Linked DNA regions of Homo sapiens: region 1 is linked to region 2. Evidence: read pairs that join two places in POLR2A ChIA-PET (ENCODE). Cell type or tissue: Panc1. All regions are shown on one strand. Region 1 holds the start of MIR6860 (microRNA 6860). Region 2 overlaps KDM2A (lysine demethylase 2A).

Region 1 (5,000 bases), 120 kb after region 2:
CCAGGTTTCAAATGCTGGCCTCCCCAATTCCCCCTGATCCTTTTTTTTTTTTTTTTTGAGACAGTCTCACTCTGTTACCCAGGCTGGAGTACAGGGGCATGATCTCAGCTCACTGCAACCTCCGCCTCCCAGGTTCAAGCAATTCTCCTGCTTCAGCCTCCCAAGTAGCTGGGATTACAGGCTCCTGCCACCATGCCCGGCTAATTTTTGTATTTTTAGTAGAGATGGGGGTTTCGGCCGGGCACGGTGGCTCACGCCTGTAATCCCAGCACTTTGGGAGGCCGAGGCGGGCGGATCATGAGGTCAGGAGGTCGAGACCATCCTGGCTAACATGGTGAAACCCCGTCTCTACTAAAAATACAAAAAAAAAATTAGCCCGGCCTGGTGGCGGGCACCTGTAGTCCCAGCTACTTGGGAGGCTGAGGCAGGAGAATGGCGTGAACCTGGGAGGCGGAGCTTGCAGTGAGCCAAGACAGCGCCACTGCAGTCCAGCCTGGGCGAAAGAGCGAGACTCCGTCTCAAAAAAAAAAAAAAAAAAAAAAAAAAAAGAGATGGGGGTTTCATCATGTTGGCCAGGCTGGTCTTGAACTCCTGACCTCAGGTGATCCTCCCACCTCAGCCTCCCAAAGTGCTGGGATTACAGGCATGAGCCACCACGCCTGGCCTCCACTTCCTTGCTGTGTGACCTTGGGCAGTGACTTGGGCTCTTGCTACCTCAGCTTCTCCATCTGTGAAATGGTGATGATAATATTTGTTCTGGCTGGGCATGGTGGCTCACATCTGTAATCCTAGCACTTTGGGAGGCCGAGGCAGGCAGATCACCTGAAGCTGGGAGTTCGAGACCAGCCTGGCCAACATGGTGAAACCCTGTCTCTACCAAAAATACAAAACTTAGCCAGGCATGATGGTGCTTGCCTGTAATCCCAGCTACTCGGGAGGCTGAGGCAGGAGAATCACTTGAACCTGGGAAGTGGAGGTTGCAGTGACCAAGATCACTCCACTGCACTCCAGCCTGGGTGACAGAGCAAGACTCTGTCTCAAAAAAAAAAAAAAAAAATTGGGGGTGGGCACAGTGGCTCACACCTGTAATCCCAGCACTTTGGAAGGCCGAAGTGGGTGGATCACCTAAGGTTGGGAGTTTAAGACCAGCCTGGCCAGCGTGGTGAAACCCCATCTCTACTAAAAATACAAAAATTAGCCAGGTGTGGTGGCAGGTGCCTGTAATCCCAGCTACTCAGGAAGCTGAGGCAGAAGAATCATTTGAACCCAGGAGGCGGAGGTTGCAGTGAGCTGAGTTCACACCATTGCACTCCAGCTTGGGCAACAGAGTGAGACTCTGTCTCAAAAAAAAAAAAATTGGTTTCTATCTCATAGGGCTGTTTCAGGAACAAAAAGAGTGAACTGTGTAGAACGGCACCTGCGCACAGTCAGAACATGCTAGAGGTTGCGTTGCTATTACTAATATCACCACGTTGCACTCACAACCGAGGACGGGAGAGACTGCTTGAGATGAGAGCGGGAGCTGAAACTCAAACCCAGCCCGATCTCTCTCCTCCTCCACTTCCCCCATGGTCCCAAGAAGTCTCTTGCTTTTAGAGGCTGTGGAGAAGTGGCACTATGACACCCAGGGAGAGGCAGAGGACACATGGGCAGCCTGCTCCACGAGGGTGGCAGGTGAAGGCTACGATACCCAGGATGGGCCAGAGATGCTGGGGTGTGCCCGGGTTAGGAACACTCAGAGTGAGGCAGATTCTGGGCCTTTACATGCTGGCGGGGTCCCCGGGTTGGGGGAGATTAGGCGGGTTCTGTACAGCCCTGGGGCTATGGAGGCAGGTTTTGGCTCAAGGCACAAAGGACTTTCTCATTGTCAGGAGTGCCGAGGAGGGCTAGAGATAGTGAGGGAAGGTGGTGCGAGCCCCATCCTCCGAGGCATGCAAGCAGGGCCCAAGCCCTATCTTCAAGCCCCACCCGTGGTCTGTGATGTCCCTGCTGGGAGAGGTCTCCCTGGAGCATGTCACCTTCTGAAGACCACGCGAACCTGGGGAGTTCAGCAGAACCCTGAAATGGAGCTTGGGAGATTCAGAGCAGGAACTCTGGGTGCCTGGCTCACCCCAGCTCCTCTCCAACCCTCTGCAGTTCCCTCCACCAGGAATGGTCCTCCCTCAGAGCTGGGTATCCCCTCCTGCAGGAATCCCCCCTCACCTGAGGACACTCTTAGTGGATTAGGGACTCTCCTGCCTGTCCCTTGTGAGCACCGAGAAAGCCATGCCTGTGTCCCCAGCACCCACCCTAGGGCTGGCCCCAGTGGCACTCAATAACTGCTAGAAAGTGATGGCTGGAGGCAAACCACTACCCCTGCAGGGGCCCTGAGAAGAGAAGGTGGAGAGATGCGGCAGCCCCAGAGCCCTGGGGTGACCTGGCCCCTTCCCATCCCCCAGCCCCCCTCACCTGGAGCACAATGGCTGGCACCGAGAAGATCATGGCTTCGTTGAACACCGGGTTGGGGTCATCCCTCTTCACGGCTGTCTTCTTTTTGCTCATCTTCCTCCCATCCTGCAGCAGGTACACCTTGACGAAGGGGTCTGTGGGCAGGCGGACAGGTGAGGGCCAGTGTCACACTCACTCACCACAGCCCTGCCCAGTTTGGCTCCACCCACCGACTCCAAACTCCCCAATGCTTAACTGTTGCTGTGACCTCCTGCAGCCCTGCCATTGGTCCTTTATTATTTTTCCCATTTCACAGATGAGAAAACTGAGGCTCACACAGCACGTCAGGTGAGGGCTGGGCTTTGTGCTCAGGCAGCTGCCTCACAGCCCACGCGCTCCCCTCCTAGGATGCTCTGGGGAACTCAGCAGCCCCACCGTGTTCCTTCTATAAATGGCCCGAGTGCAGACGTCAGCCCTGAGTCACCGGGCACCCGCACAGCAGAGCCTGACTCAACCGTGTGCGGCTCTGAAATAACAACTTGCCGTCTGCCCATCACCTATTGCCCACGGGGTGTCCTTGCCGCACCTGCCTGGAGCTGCCCCCCCCACCTACCCCCGCCCCAAGGCTTGCAACTCCCAATAGATCAGGCTCCCCCAGCCCCTGGTCTTCAGTTCTCTAGAATACAGCTGCCTCCACGGTCACTGCTTTGAGAGGGACTGGGGACTCCTGCAGACCTAAGGCATCGGGTCCTGCCTGGCACCCACCCCAACCCCGTGGCCCTGGTCCCTTTTTGGAGTCTGGGATACTGCCCTGTCTCTGGGAATGGAGTCTCCACCATGAATTCCAGTTCCAGGGAACAGATGCCCACCTTGGTTCCCTGCCCAGTGCCCCCAGCCCTGAGTGCGGCCTCCTGCCCTGAGACCCCCGCATCACTCTGACCCCCTTCACTCTGCCCTCACAGGGGCCCCTGCCACCCTCCAGGGATCTCATGTTTCCCCGGCTGGATTAATTGTCCCCATGCCACCCCCTATCCATCTGCATGACTTCTGGGCTCAGCAAAGCTGAGGGGGACCTTGGCACTGTGTCCCACACCTGCCGATGCCTCCGGGTGCCCACAGCACAGCAGCTGGGCCACAGCTTCCACTGAGCTACGTGGAGGAGCCGGGCTGCCGGCTGGGCCTTACCCGCTGTGGTCTTGTCGTTGGTCCAGATGAGGTTCTTGGCCTTAACCACGACCACGGTGAGGCGCTCGGCTGTGGGGAGGTAGCTGAGGGAGAGCAGGATCTCCCCCACAGCATCGGCGGCCTGGGGGACAGACAGGTGGCTCAGAGGGCTTCTCCCCACCCGACTTGAGGGGTCCAGGGAAAGCCTTGGTTGCCAGGGAAAGGCTGGGGCTTCCTTCTCCATAGAGAAGTGGCTGCACTGGGGGCCCCTTACCACAGGGCTCCAGGCAGGCAGGGACAGCCTGGAGAAAGGGACAGCCACCCACCCCCCGCCACTGCATGGAGCATGCCCCACTCCTCCCTTCCACCGGGAGGGTCCTGCCTGGGGCGGAGGGTCAGAGGCGGCCTGTCAAATGTAGCTATCAAATGTAGTTTCGTTCCCTCATTGCAGGCCAAGGAAAACACTGCGGTAGTAATACACAGCGATCAGAGTGGAATGGAATTAGATTCTTTGATTAAACAACAATGATGTTCTGTGAGCATTCCTACAATTATAAAACTAAAGTGCAGCTTGGTGTCTGTCTGAAATCATCCCCTCTAAGGCTAGAGGAATGTTTCTCTAGCAGAAGCTCAGTAGGGGTAGAACCTCTGAAGCTTTGGTGGCAAAGCAGCAGACGAGCTGTAAACAGTGGTCGGGATGTTTTTGAAATTTGCCTGCAGCAAGCAGTTTCCTCGGATGTGGCTCAGGTCTTCTTCTCTGCTCTCCTAATGATGATGGGGCTCAGGCTATTGCAGAGGATGATGAGGATGATGGAGTCCCTTCCTGGAAGTGTATGTGTGTGCACGCTCTTCCGAGGTGGACGAGCAGGCAAGTCACTTACCTTGTTCTGGTCCTGTAAATAGAGCCAGCCACTGAAGGGCTGCAGCGGGAGGTCAAGCACAGAAAGCTTCAGCTCCACCACCCCCGTGCTGACGTTGCGCTCATCCTCATCGATGCCAAATACAGAAAACCGCAGGCTCTTCTCCTCCAGGGCTGTGGGATCCAGGGGGATGGAGAACTTCTCATCAAAGAAGATGGAGTAGGCATTTCTCTGGATCTGCAGGAGAAAAGGCCATGGAGGGCGCTAGGGGCCTGAGAGGCCACAGCAGGGAGACAGCACTGGACAGGGAGTCCAGAGGCCCAGGCTAGAGTCCTGGCTCTGTTGTCTTGACACCCTCAATGCCAATCTTTCCTTTGGTGGCTCAGCCTTGAAGGTTTAAAAGCCTCCTGTCCTCTCCTCAGTGGCGGCCAATCTAGTGGCCTGGCGTTTTAAGCTCCCACAATCTGATCCCAACTAATTTCCGTCCTCAGTGCCCGTGGCACCCCAGAACCCTCAAGATGCCCTGGACGAGCTGGTCTCCATCTTTCT
Region 2 (5,000 bases):
ACTTTTTAATTTTTTTTTGAGGCAGAGTCTCGCTCTGTCGCCTAGGCTGGAGTGCAATGGTATGATCTCAATTCACTGCAACCTCCGTCTCCCAGGTTCAAGTGATTCTCCTGCCTCAGCCTCCTGAATAGCTGGGATTACAGGCGTGCACCACCACGCCTGGCTAATTTGTTGTATTTTTAGTAGAGACGAGGTCTCGCCACGTTGGCCAGGCTGGTCTCAAACTCCTGACCTCAAGTGATCCGCCCGCCTTGGCCTTCCAAATTGCTGGAGTTACAGACATGACCCACCACGCTCAGCCCAGCACAGGAGTTTTGACCTGCTCAGTTTCCAACCTGAACCAGTGTACTCCCTTCTTGGTCCCCAGTTGCTGGGAGGTCACCATATTGATGCCAAACTTAGTACAGATACCTGATCTGTATACTGCATTACAGCCCAGAACTCCTTGCTTCAAGAGATCCTCCTGCCTCAGCCTCTCAAGTTACTGGGACTACAGGTCTTATGCCACCATGCCGGGCAAGAAGTAATCTTTAAAGCACCCCCACTCCACCCTCATACACAAATACTACTATTGGAAACAATAATATAACTCAGAAATATTCAGTTTCTCAGCCAGGCACCGTGGCTCACTCCTGTAATCCTAACACTTTAGGAGGCCAAGGCGGGCGGATCACTTGAGGTCAGGAGTTCGAGACCAGCCTGGCCAACCTGACAAAATCCTGTCTCTACTAAAAAATGTGAAAATTAGCCGGGCATGATGGCATGTGCCTATAGTCCCAGCTACTTGGGAGGCTGAGGCACGAGAATCACTTGAACCCAGGAGGGAGAGATTACAGTGAGCCGAGATCACACCACTGCACTCCAGCCTAGGCGATAGAGTGAGACTGTCTCAAAAAAAAAAAAAAAAAAAGAGAAATATTGTTTCTCCTGAAAGTCAACCAATTTTTTAACTTGATTTTCATTAGCCAGTGAAACACCTACTGAAATACAAATACTCCCTGAATACTTCTGTTTACTGCCTGATTTCTGTATCAACAAACACAGAAAAGGGAAACAAAGATAATGCCTAGTTTCTTCACCACCTTTTATAATTGATGCAACTGTTAAGTCATCAGTATAATACATGGTACTGGTCATGCCAATTTAGTTCCTAGAATATAAGGATTAATGAAAGTATTATACAAATAAGAAGTTATGGAAAAAGAAAAAACCCCTAAAAGTTGACCGTAAATCTAAAGGGGAAGTAAGAGTGACCTTTCTTTTTGCCAGTCAAGAAAGGTTACTATAAACCTGAAAGAACAGCTTGTCTTAAAAAACACTAACTCTAGATCTTTGCTTGGTTAATGATAAAAACCATGAAATTTGTCACACATGCTGTTTCTCCTAAGTCTTTAAGTGAATTAAGGGAGATAGCAAGCAGTCACTTGAAACCAGAAGATAGTCTATAAATGCACCTATTTTCCAGCTTTGCTACATTCCTCTCATCAGGAAGCTTTCCTACATGATCCTTCTCTCTGGAGCTGTGATTAATGTTTTGATTCATAGACAAAGGTCAGTCTCTTAATCAACAAATGACCTCTATTTCAAACTGTCAAACTTAAGATTTATGAAATTTCACATCTAGGAGTAGAAGCTTTAGAAGGAACTGGCATAAGATCAAGAGTTGGTATTCTAAGCTGGGTGCGGTGGCTCACACCTGTAATCCCAGCACTTTGGGAGGCTGAGGTGGGCAGATCATCTGAGGTCAGGAGTTCAAGACCAGCCTGACCAGCATGGAGAAACCTCGTCTCTACTAAAAATACAAAATTAGCCAGGTGTGGCGGCGCATGCCTGTAATCCCAGCTACTCAGGAAGGCTGAGGCAGGACAACTGCTTGAACCCAGAAGGTGGAGGATGCGGTGAGCCAAGATCGCGCCACTGCACTCCAGCCTGGGTAACAAGAGTGAAAGTCGGTCTCAAAAAAAAAAAAAAGTTGGTATTCTAAATTACTCCCTTCAAACACATATACTCCTACCCGTCCCACTACCACCATTACATTACAGTCCTGGCAAGACCTCTTTCCTTCTATGTGTTCAGTCACCCCATCTGCACCAACTAAAGTTAAAGCAGAGAAAACTATGTCTTCATCGCTGAAATTACCTAAGAAAGTTACTCTAAGAGTGGTAAACTGACTAACATCATTAAAAAGTACAATAGCAGGCCAGGCGCGGTGCTCACACATGTAATCCCGGCACTTTGGGAGGCCGAGGTGGGTAGATCACTTGAGATCAGGAGTTCAAGACCAGCCTGGCCCACATAGTGAAACCCCACCTCCACTAAAAATACAAAAAATAACCAGTCCCAGCTACTCAAGAGGCTGAGGCAGAAGAATCGCTTGACCCTGGGAGGTGGAGGTTGCCGTGAGCCGAGATTGTGCCACTACACTCCAGCCTGGGCGACAGAGCAAGATGTCGTTTCCAAAAAAAAAAAGTCCAACAGCAGTCAAGTGTGATGGCTCATGCCTGTAATCCTAGTGCTTTAGGAGGCCATGGTAGAGGATCACTTGAAACTAGGAGTTCAAGACCAAGCCTGGGTAAAAGAGCAATGTCCCATCGCTACAAAAAAACAACAACAACAAAAAAAGGCCAATAGCAAGATCAACACTTAATGAACAGTTATACACAAGCCACCAGAGAAACTAAAAATGTAAGTTAATAATCACATCTCTGTTAAACTTCTCCAGATTTAAGTATCCCATCTAAAACATTAAGAAATCATCTTCAATCAAGCTAAAATTCTTATATCTGAAATCAAAAATTCACTTTCAGGTATGAACCTATATTTACTATGTTTAGCAAAACTACATAATCAGAAGAACAAATGGATTAGAGTCAGAAGTAGGTCTGGGTCTAGGCACTGCCACTTTGAGCTTCAAATTCCCTAAGCTTCCATTTTCTCATGTGAAAATGTCAAGAATGTCACCTAATGCACAGGATGGCTGTGATGTTTAAATGAAAACATATATACAAATACTTTGCAAATGTGGCCTTATATATAAAAAGAGGCTGTATAGAGTAGTGGCAGGGTCCAGACCAGGTTTCTAGAGTTCAAATCCTGGTTCAGCCTCTCACTGTGTCTGACCTACTTAACTAGTAATAACAGAAGCCATTCCACAGGGTTGTATGAGGATTAAATGAAAGATGTAAAGTATCTAGCACATACTCAAAAAATATCAGCAACTGTGATTTTTTTTTTTTTTTTTAAGATGGAGTGTCGCTCTGTCACCAGGCTGGAGTACAGTGGTGCTATCTCGGCTCACTGCAACCTCCGACTCTCAGGTTCAAGCGATTCTCCTGCTGCAACCTCCCGAGTAGCTGGGATTACAGGTACGCACCACCACGCCCAGCTAATTTTTGTATTTTTAGTAGACACGGGGTTTCACCATGTTGGCCAGGATGATCTCGATCTCTTGACCTCATTCATGATCTGCCTGCCTTGGCCTCCCAAAGTGCTGGAATTACAGGCGTGAGCCACGGCATCTGGCCCAGCAATTGTGATTTTGAACATGATTCTACATTGGACTGGAAATCAACTGTATGTCCCAAAAAGAATGGCCTAAGTGGCTAGAGATAAGTCATACTTGCCTCTTCTCCAATGGCATTAAATGTCCTTCTTTATCATTCCAAGTCATAGAATTTTCCAAGTCCATACCTTTTGGAATTAACTCTTTTATGATTCCATCTCTAAATCTCTTCATATCAAATGTCTAATCCTAGGGATGAAATTTTATGAAATTCAACAACTGTATCCTGCCACCGATTTAATATGAAGTGGCCATCTCTGCAAGATGTTATTTGAGAAGGCCCTGCCCTAAGTGGTAGAGTTGGTTATGCAGCTGCTGATCCTTCAAGAGAGTTTGAAGGAAGGTCAAACATAAATACGAAAGTGTAGCGCTAGAAGACAGAGTAGCAATGAAGTTATGCAAGAGCAAAATTCTGGATATCAGTCTGACTAGGGCAGAAGGCTGAAAACAAACTAAAGGAGAAGAGAAGTAACTAACAAAAGTAGGATACAGTTCAATTCCTAACTTTAAGAAAAAGAAATCATGGCCACGCTTGGTGGCTCAAGCCTATAATCCCAACGCTTTGGGAGGCTGGGGCAAGAGGATCACTTGAGGCCAGGAGTTTGACCTGCTTGGACACAATGCCAGACCCCATCTCTAAAAAATTTATTAAATTAGCTGGGCAAGGTGGCACATGCCTACAGTCCCAGCTACTTGGGAAGCTGAGGTGGAAAGACTGTTTGAGCCCAGGAATTTTAGGTTCCAGTGAACAATGATCACACCACTGCACTCTAGCCTGGGCAAAAGAGCAAGACCTTGTCTAGGAAAAAAATAAAACTAAAAATCGCAGGCCGGGCGCGGTGGCTCATGCCTGTAATCCCAGCACTTTGGGAGGCCGAGGCGGGCGGATCACTTGAGGTCAGGAGTTCGAGACCAGTCTGGCCAACATAGTGAAACCCCATCTCTACTAAAAATACAAAAGTTAGCTGGGTGTGGTGGCGCATGCCTATAAATGCCAGCTACTTGGGAGGCTGAGGCAGAAGAATCACTTGAACCCAGGAGATGAAGGTTGCAGTGAGCTGAGGTCACGCCACTGCACTCCAGCCTGGGTGACAGAACGAGACTCTGTCTCAAAAAATATATACAAATAAAATAAAATAAAAATCATATCTACTTTCCTGTGTTGCTGTAAATCTCAGTGGGTGCTTCAGGAGAAGTGAGCATTATATATTTACAGGCAATAAGAATTAAATGAACTTTACCTGACCTTATTTGGCACTTATTGCTATGATTTTCTTGTATTATTGGGATGTAAGAAGAGAAACTCTGGTGAAAAATATGCCACCTACACTAGAATTTCATACAGCCAAGAGAAACAGAAGATTTACCAAATAAACCAAAATGATTTAATAAACTATAATTTATCCATCATTATATTTCTTAGGGAGCCTATTCATTA

The links. ChIA-PET counts read pairs that join two places held together with the same protein. Peaks named below come from ENCODE experiments on the same cell type or tissue, not always from the same donor. Only the 100,000 strongest peaks of a DNase experiment are listed, where the experiment ranks them.
Region 1: POLR2A ChIA-PET joins it to region 2 with 5 read pairs; 3 of 35 experiments call an interaction of 5 or more read pairs at or near these places.

The regions. Positions count from the first base shown.
Region 1 is chr11:67,043,326-67,048,325 of GRCh38, reverse strand. It overlaps SYT12 (synaptotagmin 12), which reads right to left. Exons shown (of 8, transcript NM_177963.4): 5 at 4,473-4,688; 6 at 3,613-3,733; 7 at 2,449-2,582. It overlaps MIR6860 (microRNA 6860), which reads right to left and starts at 2,683; the gene lies at 2,618-2,683. RefSeq lists enhancers at 1,921-2,000, 2,101-2,230. In Panc1, no CTCF peak of the experiment used is centred here; a DNase peak (open chromatin) is centred at 2,887.
Region 2 is chr11:67,162,096-67,167,095 of GRCh38, reverse strand. The region is part of intron 2 of KDM2A (lysine demethylase 2A); the gene reads right to left. Among named protein-coding and RNA genes, the nearest start is that of KDM2A, 45 kb to the right of the region's middle. In Panc1, no CTCF peak of the experiment used is centred here; no DNase peak of the experiment used is centred here.